Regions from separate parts of the Homo sapiens genome. Here region 2 is linked to region 1. Evidence: chromatin loops called from intact Hi-C (ENCODE). Cell type or tissue: right lobe of liver. All regions are shown on one strand. Each heading gives the region's core, and the rest is flanking DNA. Links, peaks and the distances in the headings are about the cores only.

Evidence for each region. Hi-C counts contacts between places; a loop is a spot of excess contacts. Peaks named below come from ENCODE experiments on the same cell type or tissue, not always from the same donor. Only the 100,000 strongest peaks of a DNase experiment are listed, where the experiment ranks them.
Region 2: a loop joins it to region 1, with 6 times the contacts of the local background. A loop is called at or near these places in 19 of 110 quality-filtered maps.

What each region holds. Positions count from the first base shown.
Region 1 is chr13:30,328,357-30,343,634 of GRCh38, reverse strand. All of the region lies in intron 1 of LOC124903145 (a long non-coding RNA gene), which reads right to left. It overlaps LINC00426 (long intergenic non-protein coding RNA 426), which reads left to right. Exons shown (of 5, transcript NR_024464.2): 5 at 2,167-3,369. Among named protein-coding and RNA genes, the nearest start is that of LINC00427, 16 kb to the right of the region's middle. RefSeq lists an enhancer at 4,561-5,760. In right lobe of liver, for the core only: a CTCF peak has its summit at 8,373 (motif pointing right); DNase peaks (open chromatin) are centred at 8,464 and 8,764; H3K4me3 peaks cover 355 bases; H3K27ac peaks cover 736 bases.
Region 2 is chr13:30,387,323-30,402,600 of GRCh38, reverse strand. No RefSeq gene overlaps it. Among named protein-coding and RNA genes, the nearest start is that of LINC00426, 21 kb to the right of the region's middle. In right lobe of liver, for the core only: no CTCF peak of the experiment used is centred there; DNase peaks (open chromatin) are centred at 3,780 and 6,950; H3K4me3 peaks cover 2,545 bases; H3K27ac peaks cover 4,993 bases.

The sequences.
Region 1 (15,278 bases), core at 4,647-12,646:
AGAGAAGAGAAAAGGTAGGAAGAAAGGAGAGGAGACGAGAGGAGAGGAGAGGAGGAAAGGAAGGAAGAAATTGGCAGCAGCTTTGAGGGTGAGCAAGCTCTACTATAATCCAATGCCCAGTCAAGGGTGAGAGAAATGAAGAAATGAATTGACTGTTTCTCCCAGATTATGCTTAGAAGATGACAGGAAGAATGTTGAAAATAATATGTATGTGTTCAGGATGTAAGAAAGATCAAACATAAAATATTCAAATCTCTTGGCCCTGTAATTATACTTCTGACAGTTTAGCTTAAATAAAAATTCCAGTGAAAGGGAAAAGGGTATATACACCAAAAAAGTTTATTAACAGTACTTATTTTTTTTTCTAAGACCTAGGTGAAAACAAAACATTACTTATATTAGGGAAACACTACAAACACTTAACAGAAGAGAAATAGTTTAAGAAACTGGGGTATATCAACTTGAAGGAATATTATACAGTTGTTAAATTCGTAAAGGTTATATAGAAACATGCAAATATGTTTATGATGTAATTAGTCATATAAAGGTTATATAGAAACATATATGTTTATGATATAATGTGAGGTATAAAAAGAAATACATACAATTTTTAGCATTTAAAAATATGTACTAGTTAAATCCACATCAACAAGACTGGAAGGAAATATAAAACTACTAATCGTTGTGAAAGAGAGTGGCATCCTATCTTTGAATTTTTTTTTTTCCTGCATTGATTGCTTTTATTTAGGAAAGACCTGATGTCATATGGAAGCCAAGAAGAAACTCTTGTCCAATTTGTAGGGAAAGCAGAGAGACAGAGAGACAGAGAGAGCTTCAGCTTGGTTTCAAAACAAGGATGGAAATACAGAACAACTTAAGTTACCAGCACACTTCATAACAATTAAAAATCATCTCGCTTCTTCCTTCTGCCAGCATAATTTTGGGCTCACAGGTGGATTGACCTGACCTCCAAGAAATGTGTGACAAGGACTCGCCCCTTACCTCCTCAGTTACAGCACGTTTGGTGTTTATGTGAAGCTGGTGGCTTTCAGTATCATGGTGAAAATTTTCTTTTAGGTCATAATTGCTTAACTACAATGAAAAGTATTGATTTTGGAAAAGGCTCATCTTCCCAAAGAGGTTCACTTCAGGAGGTGAATTAATGTGCTCCAGGGACAGTCATGGAAAATGCTTGGCCACACTGGCCGTGTTCTGTAGCCAGGCATTGCTGAACAGTGCAGAGAAAGGCGCTGGAGGCAGACAGAGCTGGGCTGGAAGCCAGGCTCCACTTCATACCAGAAGTATGAGCCCGGGCAAGTTATTGAACTTCTACAGCTTAGTTTACGTAGCTGTGAAAATGGATGAATAATGCCTGCTTGTGCTGTTGTTAGGGAGGGGACGCCTGCTTGGAGGCGAGTATGCAGTAGGTGCTCAGTGAGTGGTGATGAGATAAAAAGCAATGCTGCTCATTTTCTATATTTCTCTTTTCATACTTATTGAGATTACAATGGAGAGAAGGGACACCAGCTTAAAAGAAAACATTTGCAAATCTGTTTCTGATAAATGGAAATGAGAGCAACTGTAAACCACATGAGTCTGTCCAGGACAGAAGAGAGTGAGTGAAGGAAGGCTTTCTCAGCTGGGTGGTTATGTGAGCAGCGCCTCTACTGCCTCTCTGTTAAGTAATTTATCTGGACATCTTGATTGATAATGATGTGGCACTAAAAAACGAAAAGGCATCACAAAACTGCAAACCCTCTGCTTGCACTGTGGGAATAAAATTGGTCACGAAAAGGTGATGGCCACAAAAATCTGGTGGCGGGGTGGGGGGCGGGGGGTGCGGGGAATAGAAAATCTTACATAATATCTATTCCTGTGTTATTTTTTTAAAATCAGTTTATACAGTCTAATTTTTAAAAACAAAAGCTAGATTTTAGCTCTTCTCAATCCAGTGATTTGAAATCAGCCTGAAGAGAGCAAGGTGCATTGAATTTGCTATGACATCAACCGAATTTGTCAATTTCATTTGGATTTCCAGAATGTCCAGTGCTAGGAGACTCATAAGTTGGAGAGAAACGGCCTGATTTATAGAAACTGAGCGAGACTCCGGACCACCTGATGCAGAGAAACCTGTGACCTGAAAAAGTCTATTTGTGTTTCCTCTAGGAATCTCGGCCAAGAAGACAGGGACAAGCTCCCAACTCTGACTACCCCTTTTACAGGGAAAAAAAAAAAATCCCGTGCCTTCTTTGCAGCAAGTGACAAATCCTTGTCATATCGAGATGGCTTTTCCTCCTCCTCTTCAAACATCTTTTAGCAGCAACAGCAGCTCAAGTAACTGGAATTATTTCAGAGTTAAAATGCAGGCTTTGTAGACCCTCTTAGACAGACAGATTCAATTTCAAAGGAAACTTCTTTGGCTGGGTACTCAGTGAGTGTTACACAGGGATTTGGGGAGTTAATATTCACTGTTTCTGTTGTTGGAGAAAAGGAAAGCAGAGTTGCTCTTTCTCATTACTCTCCCCAACGCACATCTGTTTCCTCTCGTATCTTGGAATTAGGAAGATGGAGGAGACTTAAGTGGTGACCCACCTAGCCTCCTGATGCATGCTGGGCTCACTTTAAAACTCCCAAAACAGATGGCAGTTGATCACGGTTTTAAAGATCCCAGCATAGACTTTCTGCAGCCTCCCTTGTTAGCCACTATCAGCGCTTAACATTCTGTCATCTGAATAACTCCTTAAAAATGATAGCAATGGTAGTAGAAATTTAAAAGGAACCTCCCAAAAAACATGCAAAAGCTTACCACCCCAGTAAATCACCCGCAACAATGTCGCAACAGTTTAAATTTACTGCAGAGAGAGCTGAAGTTTAGGAGACACAGCTTTATAATATTTTTGAGAGATAGTTGAGTGCAAATGAGTCCTGTTCCTCTTGCATCAGGGCCTGCTCCACTGAGTCATCCTGCCTTCAGAAGCTTCCAGCTAAGTGGCAGGCCCCGGCCATAGGCTCCCTGTGTCCCCAGCCTCCAGAGAACACACAATGTTCTCATCGCCCTTAGCTCCATTCCAGAAGGGGCCTGCAGTTCTGCAGCTTATCAGGGGTCTACTGGGAAGTGAGATGTCACTGTCCCTTTCTGGCCCTGCATTGTCTGTGAGTGGCTCTCCTGGATTAAGAGTTGGCAAAGTATGGCCAGTGGCCAGGACTGGCCTGCTGCCTGTTTTTGTTTAACCCGTGAGCTAAGAATAGTTTTTACCTATTTTAAGTAGTTGAAAAAAAAATCAAGAGAAGAATACTATTTCGTGATATGTGAAAAATCACATGAAATTCAAATGTAAGTGTCCATAAATAAAGTCTTACTGGAAGACAGCCTTGCTCATTTATTTCTGTCTCATTCGCTACTGTCTGCGGCTGCCTTCACGCTACAATGGCAGTACTGAGTAGTTGTGACGGGCACTGTATGACAGCAAATCCTAAAGTATTTGCCATCTGGCCCTTCACAGAAAAAGTTTGCTGACCCTGGCTTTCGAGCCTCTCATCACTTTGGGATTCATCTCTTTACTTTCCCCAGAGTGAGGGAGGCAGTAACGTTCCTCGTGAGTGCTTAGTCCTTGCTCCCAAGGCAATAAACCCCCCAAAACCCCTCTCTTTCTGCAGTCTTCTTGTTGGCTTGATAGTGGTAGGGCTGGTTCAGCCAAGGTCACAGTTGGAGGGCAGGAAGGGGGTACAGCGAAGGACGACGGGGGTGTCTTCTCTAGTCCTGTTTGCAGCAATCTTTAGAATGCAAAATAATTAAGAAGAAACTGCTGTTTTTTGGCTGTGGGATGCAATTCGAATTCTGGAAAATTAGAATCAACAGAACGTGGGATGTGGGAGTCCAGGACAACTCCCCTGTTTTGGCTGTGTTTGGTGCCATGTGTGGAGGTGGGAGAGATGGGAGAAAGAAGAGGTTTGGGCAGGGGGAGGGAAGAATCAAGATTCTGCTTTGAATGGACGAAGGTTGTGGTTTGTTGAGAGGACAACTAGATAACTGGCCACTTGAAGATGGGATGGAAGTCTGAATCTGCAAGGAGTCACAGATGAATGGTATGGAAAGCTGTGGTAGTGGATGAGATCATACGAACGGTGGGTGCAGATGGAAACGAGAAGCCATCTAAGGACTCGTAATGGGCTCCTCAACACTTGGAAGTTGGGTAGAGGAAGAAGACCGCATGAGGGCAGGATCCTGAATGTTCCACTCACTGCTATATCCCTAGCACTGGTTACAGTGCTTGGCACACACTGCATGCTCAATAAATTATTTGTTGCCCATATAAGTGAACGTGAATTCCAATGGACTAGCATCTTCCACTCTCAACATAAACAAAAACAACAGCAACATTGCAATTCCCTATCTTCTCTTCCCTGATCTCTTTCTCATTCTGTCTCTCCTTCCCTTTTCCTCTGCCTTCCTGTTGCCTTCTCTGATATGAGTTAAATTTATCAGGGGTGTCCAGGTACCCGGCTATTCTTGAGCATTCCTTATCTGGCTACAACTCTGGGTGACACTGGTTACTAGTTTAGTGAACGAGCCAACATATATTCTTCTTTTTGTCTACATAGTTTTTTTTAATGTTAAACTTGTTCCTATTGCACCTCACTCTTTATGAACTGTCAGTTAATGCTATTTTGGCTCTATTCCTACCTTAGACGGATGCTTGACAACTTGGTGTCATCTGACCTTAATTAGGACATTCTTGGTTAAGACATTGTTGGTGTAAAGAGAGAGATGTTCAGTATGGGGTCCTCTCTGACATGAGTAAGGTCACAGAGGATGTCCCTAGGTGGAGGCTGAGTCATCGATAGGCTGCCTTTTGGGTGATATTATTCAGCTCTTTGTGCCTGCACTTAAGACAGAAGAGAGTCTCTCTTATTTCCTTCTATCTAATTGATGAAAAGTCATTTGTGATGGAATCTAAGGTCAGATTCCAGCACAAAGAGATTACATCTCTTGCTCATTCTTTATCTACATGGCCTATCTACCATCAAAGAAAATTAAATTGGTCTGCCAAGATCTGATCTACACATACCATTGAGATGAGTGCAAATTGATTGCTTGTTTTTGCTAGAGTCACTCTTGGCACAGAAGAGAAGTGGACTTCTATCAATCACGGCCTGCTTGGGAGTTGCGTGGGGTGGGGCGAGGGACGTTAGAGAGACTTGACAAGGCTGGAGGCCATGTTCAGCACCAGGCATTATGCCAAGCACTTGACAAGGATTTTCTCAACTAATATTCACAAATGCCCAGCGAGGTTGGTATGATTACATCTGCTTTCTAGTTAAGGAAACTGAGGCTGAGAAGGCAGAGTGTCATGTTTGAGGTCACACACTGGTAAGTGGCAGAAGCAGAACGGGAACTTCACATCCTTCACGCTGAGTCCAGCAGTTATAAATGTGTGGTATTCCAAACAGTATCGCATTGCAGGGAAGACAATCTTTAAACTCCCAAAGCTTCAAACATAACCAGGATACAGATCACTTCCAAATGTTTAGCTCTGCCCTCTAAAATCCAGCCGACATCTCCAACTGCCTTCTGGACATTTCTACTAGGACATCCTTCTAAAGGCTAGAGCACAATGTAGAAACTCAAATAACCATCTTCCCTTCAAAATCCTGGCCTCTGCTCCTCACTGTCCCGTTTCTTCATGGTATGTCATTCTGCCAAACTTCTCAAAACCTGAGTTATTCTGAATCTCTCCTCAGAGATTGTATCCCTAAAACATTTCTTATCTCCATCTCTATCTCCATTTTCACTATCACTACCATTTTGGCCTTTGTCACCTAGGGCTGGGATGACCAAAACAATGAAACATATCTTTCCCCAGCTGTCACAATTTAAACGCTGCTTCATCAAGTCAGAGCCTTAACTATGGGCCTCAATTTTGTCTGAATATTGGAATCACCTGGAGAGTTTAAGCAGCACTACAAATTCTCTATGAATGCTCTCCCCTTTCAGCATTACCAGGGTCATATAAGATGTGTTTGTATCTGGGAGACCAATGATGTCGTTGTAGGTTCTGGAGGTCAGACATAGTATCTAAGCATTAAGAAGGCACGGCCCTAGTCATACTCTTGTTTCTTTGGGCTGGATGAAGGCATGTAGGCTTGGCTGCCAATAAAGAGTCAAGTGGGAGAAACTTAACAACATTGCACGTTTCACTTTTCATTATTCCCCCGAAGGTATCTGCTGTGTTTTCCAGTGACTCAGCAGGTGGTAGTGCCTCCGTGAGGCCTCTGACCTTTCCACTAAAGGGCTACGCTTCAGACTTGTCAGCTTCTCATGTTAGGTCTTCTGCAGCTTTCTTGGAGCTTTCTTCCAGAAGACAGCTAGTTGGTTGGCAAATCTGGTCAATTATCCCAGAATATAATAGCTAAGTTTCTTAATTTGCATTCCATATAACACTAGTACTATGAGGCACTCTACAAAAAGGAGAATTCCATGGCCAAATAATCCTAGCAAATCTCTTGGAGTGGCACTTTAGCATGTTAAAGGCTTTGAGAAGATCTGCATTGCAAAGGTTTATTGATTTAGTTTGTTCCATTATTTTCCAAACGTATTTCACCATGGAACTCCTTTATTTTCAAGCACCATTCTAATAGAGCTAAGAGGCCAATGTCTGTGAGATATGATTTCTGATCGGTTAAAGCATGGGAAAATGGCTGCTGATAATATACGTCAATTGTAACAAACATCCTAATTTCAGAGACATTAAAATGTGAAAGCTTGTGCATCTTAGTCTTAGTTAAATCCAGCCATACAAAGTCACTTCCCTTGGGACTAGGGTTTTGTGGAACACCTGCGGGGAACTGCTGAGCAAGATGGCTCTATTTTAACAGGGGTGTTCTGGATATGACCAAACATGGGCAAGGTGGTAGAAAGGGCAGGCAGTGGAGGCACTGGAGGGGAGAAGGGATTTCCAGCAGCTGCCACTGCTCTGTGTTCAAGAGGACTGGCCTGGGAAGGAAGGAATGATGTCTTCATTGCCAGCAGCCTGGGCTCTGGTGGGCAGAAGAGTGTGATGACTCCAGTCCCCCGAGAAAGAGCCTTCTGGCTTGCCAGGTGAGAGGTATCATGAAACAGAAGAAGGTGCATATATGTTGTCATCAGGTGGCAGGGGAGGGGTGGTGGTGAAGAAGCTGATGGGAAGTGGTGTTGAGCCCCAGCTGTGCCCTATTGTGGTGGTGTGAATTTGAGGAAATATATATATATATACACACACACACACACACACACACACGTACATATATATTTACACAAATTTCTTTATATATATATATATATATATTTTTTTTTTTTTTTTTTTTTTGAGACAGAGTCTCACTCTGTTGCCCAGGCTGGAGTGCAGTGGCATGATCTTGACTCACTGCAGCCTCTGCCTCCTGGGCTCAAGTGATTCTCCTGCCTCAGCCTGCCAAGTAGCTGGGATTACGGTTGCATGCCACCATGCCTGGTTACTTTTTTGTATTTTTAGTAGAGACGGTTCACCATGTTGGCCAGGCTGATCTCGAACTCCTGACCTCAGTTGATCCACCTGCCTCGACCTCCTGAAATGCTGGGATTACAGGCGTGAGCCCCGCACCCGGCCAGTTGAGGGAGTTTCTTAAGCGACCTGAACATCCATATCTTAGTACATCAGTCGAACTACCATGATGATAACGATCAGACAGATTCTGTTTATGCTGTGTATAATAGAAAGCTGACTACGGTGGTGGACCCAAGTAAGGTCTTTTTCTCACACTTCTCAGGAAGTCCAGAGGTAGGCATTTTGGGGGGTGCTGGGAACATCTGTGACTCAGGTTGCTTCTTTCTTCCTGCTGCTTTCTCGAAGTGAAGCTTTTGTCTTCACACTGGCCTCTTCGTGGCCACACGATGGCTGCTCTACCTCCCACCTAACTCTGCATTCCAGGCAGGAAGGGAAAAAGGGGAAGCTCCTATACTAGGAAAGCAAAGCCATTCCCAGAAATCTCCAGCCAACTTCCAGCTAGAACCCCCTGGCCAGCATCTTAGCTACCAGTCTGATCAGACAAGCATTAGGGGGCACTTTGCCACCGTGAACAAAATTGGGATTTGTCAGAAAGGAAGAAGGTGAATGCAGATACTGGGTCCGTGCCTAGTAGCATCGGCCACAAATGTTGGTCGATTACCGGGCTCTGGGAGGTAAGAATGCGCTAACACACACAGATGTGCCCAGCTCTGTGCCGGACACAGAATGGACCCGCTACAGATGCTCTTCTTTCCACACCTCCACCCTGCTGATAATGTTTGATGGCTGTCCCCATCTTCATGGTTGGAAAATCTGTTGTAATTTGTGGTTTTACCACAAGGGGGCATGTAACCAGGAGGGAGTCAGAATCTTGGCTGTGCAGCCTTTGGTCCAACATGCACAGTGGAGGAGAAATCGATTGGATGTTTTGCAACAGGAAGCCCAGGGTGGACGCCAACTGGTAACTGGGCATCCAGACACGATATTGTGTTTCGTTGGAGAAAGTCAGTGTCTGGGCTAAAGTCCTTCCCCGACTACCCAAGTGGATTGCTCTCTTGTCCTCTGCGCTCCCAGAAGGATCGCTACCTAAGTTATTTGCACGGCTTTATGACATATCTTTGTTATTTCCCCGTGTTTACGTCCTGTGTCTCCGACCATGCTATGAACTCATTTAGGACAAGTCTGGCTTCTTGTCCCCTTTGTCCATGCTGTCCCTACCCCTGATCCTCTGACAGTCCAGTGCCTTGGGAGCCAGCCAGGTGAGCACCCTACAATGTACGCAATCCCTGCCCCTGCCTGACAGAACTCACATCTAAAAAAAAAAAAAATTGGGAAATAATGGGTCAAAGTAATGATCAGCAGTGGCTACTCACCTGAAAAAAAAAAAAAAAGCAACCATTTATCTTGTGCCTTCATAGAAGTACACACCTTTGATGAATTTGTCAAAAAATCAACCCTGAATCCAATCAAGCTTCTAGATATAACCACCAATTTACAGGACATAAAGGAGAGGAACATGTTAAATGATACCACAGAAATGCAATTAGCAAGAACCAGACTGTGGGAAACCCTACAGGACAAAATGACCCAGTTTCCTCAACAAATACATTGCCAGGAATCTAACAAATGTGGAAGACAAGCCCATAGATTAAAAGATGTTTAACAGAGATATCAACCAGTTGTGATATATATTTTATTTGGTTCCTGATCTGAACAAACTGTAGAAAAATATTTGAGGCAATTAAAGAAATTTAAAAACGGACATTGACCTTATCTATCTCCACTCCTCTTCAAATATAAGTTCCTAAAGTGTCCAGTTTACAAGTCAATTCACTCCTGGACAATCTAATATATATTTTAAACACTGGCCTGACTGAGAAATTATGTTTTTTTTTAGGTGTCATAATGATATTGTGATATGTTTTTTGAAAGAGTCCTTATCTTTTAAGGATGCATACTGAAATATTTTAGAGATAAAATGATATTAGGGATTTGCTTTAAAATAACACAGTATGGATGGAGGGGAATGGCTGGTTAATTCATTACAGATGAATTAAGACTAGCTAGCCAAGGACTCATGGTTGTGGAAGCTGGATGACAGACGCATAAAAGATCATTGTCTTAAACGCTCTAACTTTTGGTTATGTTTGAAATGTTCATAATAAAAAGAAAAGAAAAAGCTGAAAAAGGAAGAATCACTGGGCTAACCAAGCCATACCCATGGCTGACAGAGGTGGATTTACTATGGAACTGATGAAATGCAAGTGTGTGAGCCTGTCACCAGAGCAGGCCCCTCCCAAGGGAATTGTGCATTCATCATTTTTCTGAAGGAGGGCTCCCCAAATGGTAAAAGCTTGAGGCCTCACAAACCTTCCATCTACCCTTGATGGCAGGCAGCTGATGGACTCCTGCTTCAGACATTCAGTGAATATTTGCCGTTTTTGTTTGTTTATTTTTTCTGACAGAGTTAGGATCTCATTATGTTGTCAGGCTGGTCTCAAACCCCCGGGCTCAAGTGATCCACCCACCTCAGCCTCCCGAGTAGCTGGGACTACAGGTTTGCACCACTGTACCTGGCTAAAAGCAGTTGATATTGAAGATTTTCAAACTTACACAAAAGTAGACACACATCATATAATAAACCTCATGGGCTCTTCCCCCATTTAAGTTCTCAACATTTTGCTATAGTTACACCTTTTTTCTCCTCTTCCTTTTTCTTTTTCTTCCTCTCTTCCTCTTTCTTCTTTTCCACTAAGTAGTTCTGTTTCTCCATTTTCTTTCATAACCTCAATATCATTATCATACCTAACAAAATTAATAATTCTTTAATATTATTTAAGACTGAACCCATGTTCAAACTTTCCCAATTGCCTCAAAATGGTTGGTTCTTAAGCAAAAATCTCCAATCAATGTCCGAAACATGAAATAAGAGCCATTAATGAATCATCCCTCTTTTTGCATTAAACATTAGCTTAAGTCACACTTTCCTCCTCCACACCAGGTGGTACTGTATGAAAATACTAAGGTTGACCTTTTTGCAAAATGTAATTGTGCATGTAAATTTAAAATGGTTATATTTATCAATGGCTACTAATGGTGAGTAAACAAGGTATAAGCATGTTAGCTGAAAGAAGAGCTTATTTGAAATATAAATAAGACAACTCATGCATTTGCTCTCTGTTCCTTTTTTCTGCAAATAGCCTGCACTCTGCTGTTAACAGTGACCTTTCCTTCTAGCCCTGTCATTCTATAATTATCTAATATGTTATGTGTGCTTTGCATACTATGTAGACTATACTACACAGAATAGAATGCATATTGTATGCAGTCTGCTAGGCTTACTACCTTTTAATAGTTTACTAGGCATAAAAAGGTTAAGAACCAATAAAGGGCATGCACGCTGCATTAGTCAGCTCTCGCTGTCATAAAAAATATCACTGACCAGGTGGCTTAAAACAACAGAAATTTATTTTCTCACTGTTCTGTAGACTAGAAGTCCAATATCAAGGTGCCAGTAAATTTTGTTTCTGGTGAGGCCTCTCTTCCTGGCTTGCCTGACGGTGCCTTCTCGCCTTGTCCTCACATGGCCTTTCCTCTGTGTGTGTGCTCACATGTGCAGAGAAAGACAGCTCTCTGGTGTCCCTTCTCCTAAGGACACCAGTCCTGTGGGATTCGGGCCCCACCCTTATGATCTCATTTAAACTTAGTTACCACCTTAAAGGCCCTATCTCCAAATACAGTCACCTTGGGGATTAGGGATGCAACATGAATTGTTGGGGGGACACAATTGAGACAATACCGTGTGCAATGCACACACACACACACACCCTTAGGATAAGAGAGAATGAGGAGGAGAGAGGGGAGATGCTCAATGCATTGAAAATGAGGTCTTTAGGGACCTTATTAAGCACACTGCCTCTATGGCATATAGAGAGTAAGCCACATATTAAATTATCCAGCAGTGAATTGACTTGTAAACTGGACACTTTAGGAACCTGTATTTGAAGAGGAGGGAAGATAGATAGGATCAATGTCATTTTTTTTTTCTGAATATATATGTATTCTAAGGAGAGTGAATAAGTGAGTGGGGGACATTGACTGATACTGTATCTGGAAGGAATCTCAAGAAATCATCTGATTTAATGGTTGAAGGTAAGAATCAGTTCTGATGAAGAAGAGGATCACTGATTCAGAATAGAAAGGGGATTGCTTTTCGGAGACTGGTGAGATGCTGGCACTGCAGAGAAATGGGTTAAGGGAAGGTCAGGATTTTAGAAAAGGATACAATTATGTGAAGCTAGGAGTGGCTGGGAAGCCTTCATGTGACTTAGATCATTTTCAAAAGATGACATCCATGAAGTGACTGAAACAAAGGAGGTGACACATGGGCTGTGGGGTTGGAACTACAGTGTCATCTGCATTCTTTGACTTCCATGACTGTCTAAATTTCTGTGCAAATGCAGAACAACAAGACCCTGGACTGTTACTGGCAAGTTGAATGTGTGGGCGCCCTGCCACCAACCCTCAGCTTTCTGGCCAGAGATGTGCTGAAGGGCTCTTCTACTGTTTTCGCTGTGGATAGACATTTATCTTCTGCCTTTCAGAAACCACGCAGGAGATGTGCCTTGCTCAGGGTTTCCATGGGGCGGGCTGGGGCAGTGAGCCAGCCAACCTTTGAAATTGAAGAAGCACAGAAGGCCCATGCCCTTGGGCCGTACTAGTGATCTCAGCAACTGAGACTGAGTTTGATCCTCCAAGCATCTGAGAGATGTTTTATTGTGTCGGTTCCTGGAATAAAGGGAGTATCTTTTTGGGACAAGCACAATAACTTTTGAAAAAGTGCAGGAAAATACTTGCTCCAGAGCTGTTAGGTTTAAAAATGAACAACATGTTGAGAAATCTTTAATTTCTTGAACCTCTGTTTTAAAAAAGAAACCTCCTGATTTTAGAATTCCTTTTGTTGACAAATTAGACTTTGGAATTGTGTGAAGGAAGAACTTTTGCTTTTATTCAAGAATTCATATGTAATTGTCAAGAACTTTGAAGGGGTTGAGATTTTACCCCACTTGCAAGCTAACAAGTTAGCTATTCCAAGTTAGTTTCATGGATAGTGGGAAAAGACGTGAGACTGTTGAGTCAGGGAGATGGTTTATTATCTGCAGCCATAGCAGTAGATAAACTGTCAGCGTGCTTTAAAGAATTTATACTGGCGGCCGGGCGCGGTGGCTCACGCCTGTAATCCCAGCACTTTGGGAGGCCGAGGCGGGCGGATCACGAGGTCAGGAGATCGAGACCATCCCGGCTAAAACGGTGAAACCCCGTCTCTACTAAAAATACAAAAAATTAGCCGGGCGTAGTGGCGGACGCCTGTAGTCCCAGCTACTTGGGAGGCTGAGGCAGGAGAATGGCGTGAACCCGGGAGGCGGAGCTTGCAGTGAGCCGAGATCCCGCCACTGCACTCCAGCCGGGGCGACAGAGCGAGACTCCGTCTCAAAAAAAAAAAAAAAAAAGAATTTATACTGGCTCCCCACGTCTCAAAAGAGTGATTGAAGAGGGTCAGATTATACATGCAAATGCAGTGGGTTGCATTTTAGGACAGGAATTCTGAGCTTAGGGGACCTGAACAAAGGGCAGTAAGCATGCACGCCCTTGATTTCAGGATTACTTATTATCTCTATCTTCCAAGGATGTAGGCAAACCTACCCTTTGCTCCCAAGGTACATATGATCTCTGTTTTCAAGTTTGTTCACTACAGAAACATCCTTCAAAAGATAGGCCAGAGCAAAGGACAGGCAGTGTTTCTACTCAAAATATACAGAAATGCAGCCCGGCATGGTGGCTCACACCTGTAATCTCAGCACTTTGGGAGGCTGAGGCAGGTGGATCACTTGAGCCCATGAGTTCAAGAACAGCCTGGGCAACATGGTGAAACCCAGTCTCTACTAAAACAAACAAACAAACAATACAAAATTTAGCAGGGCATGGTGGTGCGTGCCTGTAATCCCAGCTACTCAGGAGGCTGAGGTGGGAGGATCGCTTGAACCGGGAAGGTGGAAGTTTCCCTGAGCCGAGATCTCGCCACTACACTCCAGCCTGAGTGATAGAGCAAGACCCTCCCTCAAAACAAAAACAAAAACAAAAACAAAAACAAAAACAAAAACAAAAAAAATACAGAAATGCAAGAGATCCACAGATAATTATATCCCAACAGTAATATGTCATTTAAAACTTAAATTCCTAATAAATTGAATGAAAATGAATAGTTTTACTGTACCTTATTTTCAGTTGTGCCCCAAATCCTCTCTGCAACTCCCCCTTTTTTGAAAACAGTGGTCTTGAAGAGTTTTCTGAATGTCTTATCATTATTGATGCCCCTGGGCCAAAGAAACTTCTTAAACACTGCCGGAGTCTTCTGTATACCGTGGTTTCTGCTTTAATTGTTTCTACCTCAGATTCCTTCTGGCTTAAATATTTCCTCTTTCATGCCTCTGTCCAGGTGACTACCTGCTAGTTATTACCTCTTCTCCACTCCCTGGACTCAGCAATGTTTTCTATCTTCCTACTCCCAACATTTGGTTATTCTGGGTTTCGTGTCATTTGCTCTTGCCTACACGATTTATGAAAGAAGACAAATCCTGACCTTGATCAACTCCACTCCTGAATGCCTTGGCCTCTATCACTGCATAAAGCTGGAAAGAATCTTAAAAGCTGTCTGGTCCAACCTGCTCATTTTACAGATCTGTGGGGCTCTGTGGTCAAATGAACAAAGGAAATACTAAGTTTAAAAAGTTAAACAGGTGCAACCACTTTGGAGAGCTGTTTGGCAGTTTTTATAACATTGAACATATATACCCTATGGTCCAGCAATTTCACTTCTACATGTTTACCCAAGAAAAATGAAAACATATGTCTACAAAAAGACTTACATAAGAATGTTCATACCAGCCTTACTCATTATAGTCAAAACTTGGAAACCACCCAAATATCCATCAACAGGATAATGGATAAACAAATTATGAGATATGTGTGTATATATATATATATATATAATCTCTCTATATATTACAATATAGATGTATATAATCTATCACACTTATTTACATACACAATGCAATACAACTCAACAATGAAAAAAAGAACTACTAATATACACAACAGCATTGACACAACTAAAATATCTTCACACTGAGCAAAAGAAGCAAGCCACACAAAAATACATGTGGCATAGTCCAAGAACAAGCAAAGGCAGATGATGCTGATGAGCGGTAAGACAGTGGTTGTCTCTGAGTGCGGACAGTGGGTTGGCTGGAATCGGGCATGGAGAAACTTTCTGGGGTGATGGAAATATTCTACATCTTGTTTTGGGTAGCAGTAAACTGAGCATTAAACTCTCAAATATTATTGAGTTGAATACAAGACCTGTGCATATGTTCATTCTACCTCAACTATATATTAAAAAATTAAACATTTCTTTACTCTGCGGCTTTCCAGAGGATTTAATAAGCAAATATGTATTGTGCATCTTTAAGAAGGAGACACAGCCTAGAGTGTTTTTTAAACGTGTTTGAGGAGGGGACATTATTTGAAGGAGCATCTCATGGAACAGGAAACACTGTAGAGGAGTGATGTTTTCGTTCGAATATTGACTTTAGAGCATCTCACCAGGACTATGTTTTCTGCTGTGATTTCCTTCCTTCTGCTCAGCCTAGAGATGGACTGCTCGTGCCAATCCATGGGGCAGGGGGGCAGGGGGAT
Region 2 (15,278 bases), core at 2,878-10,877, 61 kb before region 1:
CCATGGCCATTATCGCTCTCCTGGTTTGTCCTACATTCTTCAAACTCTCCATATTTCAGTGCTGTGAGCATCTCTGTCGGCTCTGGTGGTGTCAAAAGGGCCCCCAAGTAGCTCCCAACTCATTAGTTAAACTTGGCCATGACTGTAGTGGAGAAAGGTGCTAGTCTCTTACGTTGAAGAAGTGGGATCATGAGTAGGGCTAGGCCCACTGTGTGGGGTCTTTCATTTGTAGATTTTCTCATGGCTACCTCTGTGCCCCAACAACATTGTATGCCTGACTGTTTTTTTTTTTTTTTTTTGTGGAGACAAGGGTCTTACCATGTTGCGCAGGCAGTTCTCAAACTCGGGCAGTCAAATGATTCTTCTGTCTCAGCCTCTCGAGTAGCAGGGACTGCAGGCACAGGCCACTGTGCCCAGCTTGCCTGCCTTTTAAAGGGGTGGAGGAATGCTTTTATGCTAGTGGCTGCATAGGACACAGCCATGCTGGGGAGAATTTCCCACTCGGAGACAGCTCTGCATGCAAGCAAAGGAGATGGCCTCCTTCATATGAGATGAGAACGGAAACTGCTTAAAACGAGTCTCTCACCACTCCGTGCAATGAAATTCTACCATCAAATCCAAGTATCTGCCTCGAGGGGCTTGCAGGCCTACAATCTATTAACCTCTCCTAACACATTAGCATTAATTAGTTTGTTCAAGGACAGGTCCATTTGCAGTGTGGAGAAAGGCGCCTGAAAGGTCTGTAATTGCGGAGATGAATAGAAACGTGGGCAGCGTGCGGACCTAAGCTCAGGCCACGATCCTTCTCTTGCCTGGGTTTCGGCCCGTCTCTTTGAGACCTCAGCCAAGCTCTCTAGCTGTGGAGTTTTATCCTCCAGTTTTGGATGGAGAGCACTCATTTTCTTTCTGGGCCCAAATGAAGTGTAAATACTTTAAACTGCCCCCCAAAGCCCGGTAGGTCAGGTGCTGTCAGTAACTAATCATGAAGCTGATCTCCCCCAGTCCCAGCACTCAGCATGAGGGCAGCCCTTCCCATTTCCTCCCCTGTCCCCTGCAGGAATTAATCCCTCAGGCCATCACATTCCCAGTGCATTTTCTTTTTATACTTCTGTGTGTCACTTGGGGCTGTCTGCCTTGAATTAGAGTTATTTGTGTACCTGTGCCTGGTAGCCTCCCCACGACTTGACGATTTGAGCGTCTGAGTGACAGGGCCATCTTTTTCATTTTTCTATTCCTCGGAGCACCCTGCTCAATATTTTACATTTAGGTACTCAATGTGTGGTTTGAATTGAATTGAATGCAACAACTGGGATTTAGATTTGCTGGATGAACCACTACCCTGTGTACCCTCAAAAATACACGAACTTGGGTAAGTTTCACAACTAGGCTGGAGTGGTTGTCAACAGTGAGCCCATGAAAAGGGCTACACACAGCCTGAAATTTTCTAGATAGTCTTGGATCAAAGTAGCCTATCTTGTTCTCTGAGTATATGTACACTTTTTTTTTTTTTGAGACCGAGTCTCGCTCTGTGGCACGATCTTGGCTCACTGCAACCTCCGCCTCCTGGATTCAAGTGATTCTCCTGCCTCAGCCTCCTGAGTAGCTAGGACTACAGGCGCCCGCCACCATGCCTGGCTAATGTTTGTATTTTTAGTAGAGACAGGGTTTCACCATGTTAACCAGGATGGTCTCCATCTCTTGACCTTGTGATCCACCCACCTCAGCCTCCCAAAGTGTTGGGATTACAGGCATGAGCCACTGCACCCAACAAATTTTACACCAGAGGTTTCTAATTTGGGACTTGGAAAGTTAATGGCTATATCTGTGGCACATCAGTATAACAATAATGACAATAATAATGGTAGCCAATAAACATTTGTCAAGTGCCAAGCGCAGAGTTAAGTAAGCGCTCTTTCCTGTAGCCTGACAATTACATGAGGCACTAGGTAGAGAAGTTAGGTGGTATCTTTATTTGTGGCTTTACCATTCATATGTTTTTCCTAATGACTTTTTGGACTCTGACCTGAGGCTCTTCATTGCAGGCTCAGCCCAGGTCTGACTTGGTTGAAGCAGGAGACAAGTTTGCTGGAAAGCTGAAGGAGAACTCTCCCACATCTGATCTGCTTTTGGGTTTATGGGTTGATCAGAGTTTTACTCACAGCAACTGTCAGCTGTTAATAAAGACAACAATTTGATCCCATCCTAACCACCAGCTTAACTTCTTCCAAGGAGGCCTGTGGTTTTTCCAAATGAGGGTTTTCTTTCTTTTCTAGCAACTCAAAATACCCTGTTTATTTATTTTGTTTTATTTATTTGTATTTTATTTTTACCTTGCATTCAAGCTAACAAGTTATGGATCCTATTTACTTAGAGTTATTTAGTACATGCTTTATATAAGTGTGAAATATTCTTGACCGGGCGTGGTGGCTCACGCCTGTAATCCCAGCACTTTGGGAGGCTGAGGTGGGCAGATCACCTGAGATCAGGAGTTTGAGACCAGCCTGGTCAACATGGTGACACCCCATCTCTACTAAAAATACAAAAAAATTAGCTGGGCGTAGTGGTGTGCACCTGTCATCCCAGCTACTCAGGAGGCTGAGGCAGGAGAATCACTTGAACTCTGGAGGCGGAGGTTGCAGTGAGCCAAGATCACACCACTGTAAGCCACCCTGGGCAACAAGAGTGAAAACTCCGTCTCAAAAGAAAAAAAACGTTTGGAATATTCTTTATGGTTTCTTGTAACATGCCCTATTCTATTGTATGTTGTCATAAAATCAAGGCAGAGAACATCTGAAACTTGCTGTCTCATTTTCTCCTATCATGCTTCCTGGGACCTTTTTCCTTCATATCCCATCAAGCCCAGCTCCTGTGCTAATACTCCATCTAGAATTTCCCATAACCTACTGCAAAATCTGTTTCTTAATAGGTGAGGCCAGGCGTGGTGGCTCATGCCTGTAATCCCAACACTTTGGGAGACCAATGTGGGAGGATCACTTGAGCCCAGGAGTTCAAGACCAGCCTGGGCAACATAGAGAGAATCTGTCTCTTTTCCATCGAGGCCATCAGTTACTGTCTTCTAAAGAGAAGGCAAGCCCATTCTCCAGCCCAGGACAGAAAATTGCAGTGATGGATTCACTCATTCCACAAATATTGATTGAATGTTTTCTCTGCAGGGCACGATTGCAGGTGTCAGGGATGCAAGAGTGATTAAGAGAGAGGGGGCCCTGCCCTCATGGAGCCTCACTCCAGAGGGGTAAGTCACCTCCAAGAGGCCAAGCCCTGGGGCCTGATGGGGCTGGGAGAGTGGGGGTAGTAGGGTATTACTCTGATGGGGCTGGGAGAGTGGGGACAGTGGGGCATTACCCGCATGGCTACAATGACCAAGGGCCCTTCTCTCCTGGCCACTAAGGACTAATTAATTTAGCAGCACATGCTTCAGAAACAAGAGTTGAACCTTTGTTGGGAGATACGGGTGGGATCTTGTTTCTTAGGGACCTTGTAAGTCGGCACCGAGGAGTTCTCCCCCTCCAGCCCTGTTTCTGATCCTGCACCAAGAGAAGGCTTTGTGTAGAGGCCACTTCGCTGCTGTCAGCATGACTAAAAACACAGCACAGCTACTCTGGAGTGATCACTCTGTGAACTTTGATCAAAACATTGCACTATTCCAGCATGAGCGCCAGCACCTTCCCCTTCCCTGTTTCCCCATAGCCAGTCTCAGAGGACACTCCGGAGACTCTGGCAGGTAATGCCCAAAAGGCCAGCCTGTCCAAAGTGCCAGAGGGCCGAGGGACAGTTGTGGGGAACCTTCCAAAGAACAGCATGCCAATACTGCTTATGTGCCTCATGAGAGAGGTGTAGGGCCTCTCCTGCTTTGACAGGGCCTAACGTGGGTCTGTGACTGAACAGAGAGCAAAAGCGTGCCCTGAAATTGGCAGAGCCTCTGCTATCCTGAGTCAGCGCTGGCCAGGAGGTCAGGAAGGGGGAGACTGAGAGAAAGGATACAGCTAGCATATTCTTAGTGAAATCTTGGCTGGATTTTGACAGACATTCAATGGCTTCTCTTCCCTCTAGACGTGTAGCCCACACCAAAGGAAAAGGAAGATGGTGAGCTGAAACAGAAGTCAGAAATGCAGGCAAGATATGTCTGCTGGCTAAGGATGGTATTTTATAAAAGCAGCATTGTCTCAGAGAAGGTCCTTGACATACATGTCTGGTGAGCAATGCAGATATCAGAACTTAGGCCCCCAAAAGTGGCCCTATGGCCATCCCTAACCTTGACCTATGCATTGGAAAGAGGGGCACAGTTCATGATGGAGGAAGGGACAGCACAGTCTCTGACCCCAAAACTTAGGATGAGGGTATACTGTATTTTTTTTTTTTTTTGAGACGGAGTCTCACTTTGTCACCCAGGCTGGAGTGCAGTGGTGCAATCTCAGCTCACTGCAACCTCCGCCTCCCGGGTTCAAGTGATTCTCCTGCCTCAGCCTCCCAAGTAGCTGGGACTACGGTGTGCACCACCACACCCGGCTATTTTTTTTTTTATTTTTTTATTTTTAGTAGAGATGGTGTTTCACTATGTTGGCCAGGCTGGTCTCGAACTCCTGACCTCAGGTGATCAGTCTGCCTCGGCTTCCCAAAGTGCTGGGATTATAGGCGTGAGCCACCACGCCCGGCCATATACCATATTTTGAACTAAATTTCTCCCAGCCTATCTCAACAACACTTGCCATAGTTCCTTGTTTTCCTGAGAGAGATAGTAACGGCCATCTTCCCTCTGTAGAAGGAGAGCCTAAGGCAGAAACAAGGTACCATGTCCAGCATTAGTGAGTCTTTAGAAAATCAAAGAATAAAATTTATGTCTTTTTCAAGCTCACCTCTTACAAAGACCTGAACCACCAACAGGGTCAGAATGGCACAGCCTCAGCCAGACGTGGTGGCTCATGCCTATAATCCCAGCACTTTGGGAGTCTCAGGTGGGATTGCTTGAGCCCAGGAGTTTCAGACCAGCCTAGGCAAGATGGTGAGATCCATCTCTACAAATTATTTTTTATTTTTTTGCCAAGTATGATGGCATACACCTGTAGCCCCAGCTACTCGGGGAGAGGCTGAGGTGGGTGGATTCCTTGAGCCCAGGAGTTCGAGGTGACAGTGAGCTTTGATTTCACCGCTGCACTCCAGCCTGAGCTACAAAGGGAGACCCATCTCTAGAAAAAACAAATGGCACAGCCTCTATGGAAAGCGGTACGGTGGGTCCTCGAAAAAATTAAACAGAATTACCATATATCCACCAATCCTACTTTTGGATATTTATCCAAAGTAACTGAAAGCATGACTTCTATTGAAAGGAATTGAAAGGAAATAATTGAAAGGAACTCATGCAGATAATTGTATACCCAGGTTCACAGCAGCATCCTTCACAATGGCCAAAAGATAGAAGCAACCCGAGTGTCCATGGATGGATGAATAGATAAAATGTGGTATACATACAATGGAATATTATCCAGCCTTAAAAAAGGAAGGATATTCTGACATATGCTTCAACATGGATGAATCTTTAAGACATTATGTTAAGTGAAATAAGTCAGTCACATAAGGACAAATACTATGTGACTCTAGTTATATGAGTGTCTAGAGACAACAGCAGAATGGTGGTTACCAGCGGGTAGGGGAATGGAAAATGGAGAGTTAATGTTTAATTGGTCCTAGGCTTAGTACCTGCATGACGAAATAATCTGTACAACAAACCCCTGTGACATGAGTTTGCCGGTGTAACAAACCTGCACATGTACCCCTGAACCTAAAATAAAAGTTAAAAAAAAAAAAAAAAGAAAGAAAGAAAAGTGCCCTTTGCGGTTCCACACAGAGGCGCCAGCCTTGGGCTGAGAGAACTCACTGGTTTGATGGTTATTGGATCGCTCATTAGAGATAACCAAAGCTATTGTTCCTCCCTGATCTTGCCTCTGTAGTTGAGTCATCACCCTTAGAGGCAGAAGAAAGCAAATTATAGCAGGGCTTCTTCAGCATTGGGGTGGGGAAAGTATTAAAACATGCATGGTAAAGATGTCACCTTCTTGGTCGTGGAAAAGCCCTCCTGGGGTAAATCTGCATATATTTGCATATATATATGCACGCATACATCCTAACCTGAAGGGAACATCCAGCTCTTCTCACCTACAAAAAGATGAATCCTTCTGATGTCTCTTTTACAGGGTATGTGGACAATAAAAATTTAACTATTAATGTTGTAGAAATCTAAGGGAAAAAAATCGCAAAATGAACGTGCCATTTAAATTTTAAATTTAAAAACGTCATTTTTAGTGTAAATTCTTTATAGGTAGATAAGAGCATATCTTGAAGACTTTTTAGGAAGGGAGAAGGGGAAATAGTAAAAGGTAACGTCAATCCTAAATCTTTATTTGAAAAGGAGACTGGATCTGTTTTTTTCTCTAACATCAATCCTAAATCTTTATTTGAAAAGGAGACTGGATCTGTTTTTTTCTCTAACATCAATCCTAAATCTTTATTTGAAAAGGAGACTGGATCTGTTTTTTTCTCTAACATCAATCCTAAATCTTTATTTGAAAAGGAGACTGGATGTTTTTTTCTCTAACGTCAATCCTAAATCTTTATTTGAAAAGGAGACTGGATTTGTTTTTTTTTCTCTAATTGTGTGCTGGGCAGTAGTTCTACCTTACTGTACCAAGGGGACTAACAGGGTTTGGAGAAACTAGGCTTCATCTTTTTCCAGGATCATCAGACACTTTCCAGGGGGAAAATGGACTTTCACTTTGGAAAATATAAAATCGTGTTTGTTTTACCTTACGAAACAACTGGAGCCTCTGGAAGACGAGGCTGTACGGTGCGTTGTGTAACCCGCCTGGGGAATCACGTTGCACAGACAAGTCCCACAGGCTTTTACTGCAATAATAAGCTTGATCTTCTTATTCAAATACAAGTAACAACCACAGCCGGCTCCAAGTCACGTGTCCAGGTCACATGGCACACAGACGCAGAAGCCGACTGGCAATCATTAGCCAATGCTTACTACCAGGAAGAAAATCCTGGCATTAAAGACACGAACTCAGTTTTTATAAAACAACCAGGACTGCAAGAGAAGGCATTTGATGTGGGGGTAGGGTGTCATTCTTGTTAAGTGCTTTCCAAGGAAAGGAAAAGAGCCAACACACACTCCCTCCTTTCGCTCTTCTCCCAGAACTTTCCAAACTTGCCCAGCGTAGCCGCCTTTTCCAAACCTGGAGGAGTGCTGGGCTGCAGCATCCGCAGCTCAGGTCTGGGAGCGAGAGGGAGGGGCGGGCTGACTTGGCTCTGGGTCCTAGCCCTTGGGAAATGGAGGGCTGAATTCAGAGCTGAATTTAGTAGAAAGCCAAGTTTTCTCTTCCTTATGAAATTAATGCTTCTGGGTCGATGGAGTTTGGGGAGGGGCGAGGGGTGAGAAGAAGCACTGTGAGCTATGGGGTCCGTCTGGACTTTTTGTTAACATGAAAAACAACATCCAGAATGTGGCTTCTTTAAGTTTTTCTGTGGTAAGAACAGAAACTGCAAGGACTCTGCCTACCTGAATGTTTCCTTGTTCAGCCGTTTGAATTTAGAAAGAAGTTCTTTCACTTTCTCTAACTTGTATAGTGTTACTTTGTGCTTCCAAAAACTGCAGTGATCGAACTGAGTTTGTTTAATTTAGTGTGGAAGTGACAATAGTGGGTGTGAATGAAGAGTTTAGAATCTGCTGGAGGGAAGGGGTAAAGTACAGATAAAAGGCTTTAACGGAAAATTGACAGCCTTTTTTTTTTTTTTTTAACAATCTAGGCGTGTTTTATTTCACAATGCACAGAAAGTGCTTTACCCAAACACTGCAGAACAGACGCAGCCTTAAAAGAAAATCTATTGGTATAGTCAGGATTCTCAATCCTATTTCATTTCGCTCTTTTCAGAAAGAACAACCATACAAAGAATTTCACTGTGTCACTGAAATATAATTATTTCACAAAATTTAGTTAGGAAGTTTGGTTTTCTCCCTCTTCATCTTTTTCTCCATCCTACCCTCTTCAAAAAGCTAAAATACGCCTGTAATCTCAGCACTTTAGGAGGCTGAGATCAGGAGTTCGAGACCAGCCTGGCCAACATGGTGAAGCCCCATCTCTACTAAAAATACAAAAAAAATTATCTGGGCATGGTGGTGTGTGCCTGTAATCCTAGCTACTCGGGAGGCTGAGGCAAGATAATTGCTCAAACCCGGGTGGCAGAGGTTGCAGTGAGCTGAGATTGCGCCACTGCACTCTAGCCTGGGTGACAGAGTGGGACCCCGTCTCAAAAAAAAAAAAAAAAAGCTAAAATAAGAGCATGTGAGCCAAAGGGGTGAATCTAGGTTTCGTAGGTCCTGAAGCTTATGTAATTTGGAAGGAAGAGAATATAAATTCAAACATACAAAATTAGGTATTAAAGTATCACTAAATTTAGAAAAACATATAATTAACTGACTAACATATCTCTAAAATCCTTTCTATCCCACATTTTGGGGCAGATATTCATTGATGGCCTCTTATGTTCCTGAAAGGTGAGAACTTTCATCTTGACCAGTGATCCGTTTAAGTGTACCTACAATTGTACAAGTTTGATGATTGGAAAGCTTTGCCCCAGACTCTTGTAGGACCCTATTTCACATCTTGTTTCCCCCCCTTGCTCTGGGGACATGCACATATCATGATATGATGCTTGAGTCTGAGCCTTTACGACTCCATGCCAGCTAAGTCGGAACGTAGGAATATCCCCAGAAACCTTTTCTAAGCAGTAGCTTGGCTATACGAAAGTGACTGCATCAACCAGGAGCAGTGGCTCGTACCTGTAATCCCAGCACTTTGAGAGACTGAGTTGGGCAGATTGATTGAACCCAGGAGTTTGAGACCAGCCTGGGCAACATGGCCAAACCCAGTCTCTACAAAAAAAATCCAAAAATTAATTGGGTGTGGTGGTATGTGCCTATAGTCCCAGCTACTTGGGAGACTGAGACAGGAGGATTGCTTGCCCCCAGGAGGTCTAGGCTGCAGTGAGCCCTGATCACACCACTGCACTTCAGTCCGGTGATAGAGCGATACCCTGTCTCAAAAGAAAGAAAGAAATTGACTGTATCAGTATATCATAATCAACCCAAAACTAAAGGTAGCTCTAACTTGGGTTCTTTTGCTAGGTCCCCAAAATGCCCATGGCCATTCCAAAGCCACCCAAAAGGAGAGGAAATGTGGCCAAATGGAAGTCAAGGTGGAAAGAGGCAGTGATCTGAAGCAACTAAACATCTTACCATTGCAGAGTTTATAACAGTGAGTGACCATATGCATAGGCTGCTGGGGCCCTGGCTTGAGCCTCCCTGCGGGACGGGTGAAGTGAGAAGCCTGAAGTTTCATTTTCATTAACTTCATGGTAAATCTTCTTCTAGGGACCCCAGGTTCATAATAAGTATTTCAAAAAGTGATTTTCTGGGCTCTAGAAAAGTTGAATATGCTTGTTTAAGGTGAGCTTGCTCTCTGGACATATCGTATGGAATAGGTTGTCAGTGTAAATTCTACTTAATAAAAAGCCTCTATTGGGATCGCAGGACTCAGCCCCAGGAACAGTTCCTCTGTCAGCCAGGCACCCGGGAAAACCATGTGCAAGGAAAGGGAGGAGGGGAGCAGGAGGGACGACTTGGCTCTTGTTCCAGACTAATTTTGTGCACAGCCCCCTATCCAAGCGCTGGATTACACGTATCACACCCTTTGCTTCTCAGGACAGCCCTGCATAGTGACTCTTATTATTTCTCCTGCTCTACAGATGGGAAATGAAGTCTCAGAGAAATTGTTTTCTGCCTACACATGGTGGAAGTATTTCAAAGCTGGAGTTCAAAACCAGGTGTGTCTGCCTCCCCCCAACTCCACTGGTGCCTTCATGGCACAACTCTGACCTTGAACCTTGGGTGAATCAAATGCAGCCCATGCCTTGTGTTCCTTTCCATACTGGAGCTGACTTTATTTGCAGCAGTATGTGGTTATAGCTCCCAGCTCTTTAGCTCTGTTCTTGCAGACCATGATCTCATTGCCTGCTAAAATAATAAGCGAGTGAAGCCAACAGGATTCCCTGACCAGTTTTAAAGTTCCACTCCTCCCCATTGGATGGTAATGATCTTTCCTGACTTTCTCTGCCGATGCCCCCTTGCCCTTACTAATGCCATACTTCACTCTGGGCATGCCCTTCACTCTGGGCATGCCACCCCATTGACTGCCTCTAGACTAGGTCCTATGCCTTTGCCTCACGCGCAGCAGAAAGACTCACCTTGCTGAATCACTCCCTTAGTTTGTCAGGACAGTATTTTGATTTTGGAAAGGCTTATCAGCATGCTGTTTGTCTGGGGGAAAGGAGGCTGTCAGTTCAGGCAATCTGTAGATGTGTTAATTAGCTGGCTGGAAGAAGCCCAAGTGCAAGCATCAGCATCTCCCCTTGCAGAAGAGCTAACCCATCTGATACCATTTCTTGACTGGTGTCCGCCATGCTAGCCATGCTTCATTCCGGGCCGGGCTGTGGACGAGGGCTAACGAGCATTACTGATTTTTTTAGCTCAGAGTTTTTCAACCTCAACACTATTGACATTTTGGGCCAGACTGATGGGTGGGTGGGAGAGCTACCTGTGCATTATAGGATGTTTTGCAACATCCCTGGCTGCTACCAGGTAGCTCCCCTCCCCACTCCCACCTAAGTTGTGATGATCAAAAATAGCCGAATGTCCCCTGCGGGCCAAAATCACTCCTGATTGAGAGCCACTGCTTGAGATCTATCAACAGACTTTGCCATCATCAGCATCCAGTTCTTTAGATTCTTAAAGCAGAGTTGGGAGGTAGCGTGGTTTTTGATATGCTGATAGGAAGGTGACGCAGAGTGGGAGAGTTGTAAACTGGACACAGAGCTAATTCTCTTGGACGACAGTATTGTGAGGAAAAAAGGTAACAATACCTTTGAGTGTAGATGCATACTCATTTCCCCACGGTCAGAGTGAATCTGAGACAGGTGGTGCCTGAAAACTTCAACGTAGTGGTTGAGAGTTCTGTAGTCAGAGACTGGGTTGGAATCCCTACTCCCTAATTAGCCGTGTGACTTTGCACAAGTTACTTTAACTATGCCTCAGTTTCCCTATTTGTAATATGTAATACTAATATCTATATAGTAGAGGTGTTTTAAGAATTACAGCCAGGTGCAGTGGCTCACACCTGTAATCCCAGAACTTTGGGAGGCTGAGGTGGGAGGATTGCCTGAGGTCAGGAGTTTGAGACCAGCCTGGCCAACATGGCGAAAACCTATCTCTACTAAAAACACAAAAAAATTAGCCAGCCATGGTGGCACATGCACACACTCTCAGCTACTTGGGAGGCTGAGGCAGGGGAATTGCTTGATCCCGGAAGGCAGAGGTTGCAGTGAGCTGAGATTGCACCGCTATACTCAAGCCTAGGCAATAGAGCAAGACTCCATCTCAAAAAAAAAAAAAAAAAGAAAGAAAGAAAGAAAGAAAGAAAGAAAAGAATTAAATGACAATGCATGCATTGGTTACACAATGTAAAATAGGTTACACTGGTTAAGCACTTGATACATAGTAAGTGCTTAACCAGTGTATCCTACTTTGCAGATTTCTGAACTAATCTTTGATTTATTATTTTTCTTATTTTTATTTTACTTTGAGGAACAGTCTTCCTCTGTCACCCAGGCTGGAGTGCAGTGGCGTGATCATGGCTCATTGCAACCTCTGCTTCCCGGGTTCAAGTGATCTTCCCTCCTCAGACTCCTGAGTAGCTGGGACTACAGGTGCACATCACCATGCCCGGTTGAATTTTTGCATTTTTAGGAGAGCTGGGGTTTCACCATGTTGCCCAGTCTGGTCTTGAACTCCTGGGTTCAAACGATCCATCTGCCTTAGCCTCCCAAAGTGCTGGGATTACAGGCGTGAGCCACAGCACTTGGCTGTTTTTTTTTTTTTAATGATACAGATAAATATATTTCTGCCCAAATTCTTCAGATAACTTTGCCAGCCTCCAGGTTTGTTGATCTGGAGACAGTGCACTGCAGATCAACTTTAGAATCTCCTTGCTTTTTTTTTTTTTTGAGACAGGGTCTTGCTCTGTTGCCCAGGCTGGAGTGCAGTGGCATGATCCTGGCTCACTGCCACCTCTGCCTCCCAGGTTCAAGCAATTCTCAGCCTCCCAAGTAGCTGGGATTACAGGTGTGCACCACCACACCCAGCTAATTTTTGTATTTTTAGTAGAGATGGGGTTTTGCCATGTTGGCCAGGCTGGTATGGAACTCCTGGCCTCAAGTGATCCTCCTGCCTCGGCCTCCCAAAGTGCTGGGATTACAGGCATGAGCCACCACACCTGGACTCCTTGCTTTTTATAGGAAGTACAGAGCCCATCTCCTTGAGAACGTCCATGATTGTCAACAAAGCTGTGCTTTCCCGAGAAAGGTCAGTCACCACCAAGGACTGGGATCAGGGTTCTTGGCTGCAGGCCTCTTGGTCTAAGGTGTGTTTGCTTTGCTAGTACAGGGTGTTGAGGTGTTTTACAAACACGTTTAACTCCATCATGCCCATGAAAGGGTTTATTAATGTATTCAATTACAAATGAGAGAGTGTTGTTGTTGTTGTTGTTTTAATAGAAAACAGTGACAAAGTAACGAATGCTGCCCTTGGTTATGGACTGAGTCATTCAACATTAGGAAAGGTTCTAAAGGACAAAGGGTAGTTGTGTAATGTATAAAAGCTGCCTTACCTCTGTAGTCAACAATCATCAGCAGTGGATAGAAAACACAGTAGACAAACCCCAAAGGATTTAAAGCGCCATGGCTTGAAGGCAAGACATCCACAGAGTCTACCAGCCCTGTCCGGGAGAATGCCAGCTGTTTGCTTGAAGACTTCGAGCCTAGGAGTGATGAAATGTTTGCCTCAAGCCACGGATATTTCCTCTATATAAGGCGCCTTTGAATTTGCCTGACTTCAAAGCGGAGTGGAGGTTGTGAAGCTGCTAAGGAGATTCTTACAATACTTGCAGATGTTATCTGTCCCAACGGAACTTTCAATGTAGAAAAAAATGGATTTGTTAGGGGAAAACATGCCTGAGAGTGCATTCACCAGTTCAGAGGAGGAGCATGTGCGTGAATTGAAAACATGCCTGTTTGGTGGAAAGAAATCTGAGGGCTGAAAGCTTAAACCCTTCCTAGGCAACTGAACTAACAAACAGTGCACTTAAGAATGATCTTTCAGGACGTAACCTGCTTTTACGTGGAGGAGCTTCTGAACATGAAGAATCTTGCTGCCGCCTGGCAGCTACTTCGTTATTTCTCCACAAATGTGACATGTCAGCTCACATTTGTAAACATGGGTCTCGTTTTTAAAATTCCGAGGGCATAAGCAGATGGTATAGTTGCAGCCTAGACTATATGATCCCGTAATCTTTTGGAGATGATAAAAGAGTGGCTTCCTTAGAGGTTTTAGCTCTGCAGAGCAGGAGCCGAGAGCAGCTCAGAAGAGCACAGGAAAGCAGGTTTGACCCCTGCGGCGATTTACTTCCCTTTCCTCTTTCCTTTTCTAGTCCGGCAAAGTCTAAGGCCTTAGAATTCTAGCCAAACCTACTGGCTGAGGCAGAAGAATGAACAAGAAGCGTCAGCCAGGCCGCTGGCCCAGGCACCAACTCACAGTTGCCCAATAGGATTGAGCTCTGGGGCCGTTTACAAGTCCACGTCATTCCTGTATAAACCTTAGAAGTTTACTGAATAAACCTTAGAATAAGGATATAAGATGACTTATTTTAATATAGTATGTGTCTTTGGAAAATTTTTTATTTTGAAATAACTTTAGACTTACGGAAAAGTAAAAATACTAGACAGGCTGTTTATATATCCCTCACTCGGCTTCCCCTAAGGTTTACATCTTACAGAATGTCAGCACTATAGCACAATGGTCAAAGCCAAGAAAGCAGCTGTGGTAGAGTATGACTAACTAGACTACAGGTTTACTTGGAGTTCACCAGTTTTCCCTCTAAGTCTTTCTTCTGTTTCAAGATCCAAGTGAGGGTCCCATAGTGCATTTAGTCTCTTCAATCTGCAACAGTTCCCCAGTCTTTCCTTGTCATTCATTATTTTGTCACTATTGAAGAAAACCAGTTTGTTATGTTGTAGAATATCCCTCTGTTTGAGTTTCTCGGTTGACTTCCTCCTCTTCTTCTCCTCCTCCTCCTCCTCCTCTTCCTCCTTCTTCTTCTTCTTTCTTCTTCTTCTTCAACAGAGTCTTGCTTTTGTCACCCAGGCTGGTATGCAGTGATGCAATCTCAGCTCTCTGCAACCTCTGCCTCCCGGGTTCAAGCGATTCTCCTGTCTCAGCCTCCTGAGTGGCTGGGATTACAGGCGCCAGGCACCACACCCAGCTAATTTTTGTATTTTTAGTAGAGATGAGGTTTCACCATGCTGGCCAGGCTGGTCTTGAACTCCTGACTTCAAGTGATGTGCCTGCCTTGGCCTCCCAAAGTGCTGGGATTACAGGCGTGAGCCACTGTGCATGGCCAATTTGTTCCTTTTTATTGCTAAATAATATTCCATTTTTTAGGCACTTCAGGTTATTGCTGCCATTCTTTCATAGTGCCTTGAATTAGGCCTAGAGTTATTATTATTATTATTATTTTTTTTTGACACAGAGTTTCACTCTTGTTGCCCAGGCTGGAGTGCAATGGCACGATCTTGGCTCACTGTAACCTCTGCGTCCCAGGTTCAAGCGATTCTCCTGCCTCAGCCTCCCGAGTAGCTGTGATTACAGGCATGCACCACCATGCCCAGATAATTTTGTATTTTTAGTAGAGATGGGGCTTCACCATGTTGGTCAGGCTGGTCTTGAACTCCCAACCACAGTTGATCTGCCTGCCTCAACCTCCCAAAGTGCTGGGATTACAGGCATGAGCCACTGTGCCCGGCCGGCCTAGAGTATTTCAGAGGAAAAAGTGAGACACACACTGCTGCTTTGGTGGCACTTTGGATTCTCCTTTTCCTCAATCTGCCTGCTACTATTTACCTCCCAGAAATACTATTTACTCGCCGGGCGCGGTGGCTCACAGTGTGAGATTCTGTCTCAAAATAAATAAATAAATAAATAAAAGACTGTTTACTTTCCTTTATTTTTTTATTTATTTATTTTTTTGAGACGGAGTCTCGCTCTGTCACCCAGGCCAGACTGCGGACTGCAGTGGCGCAATCTCCGCTCACTG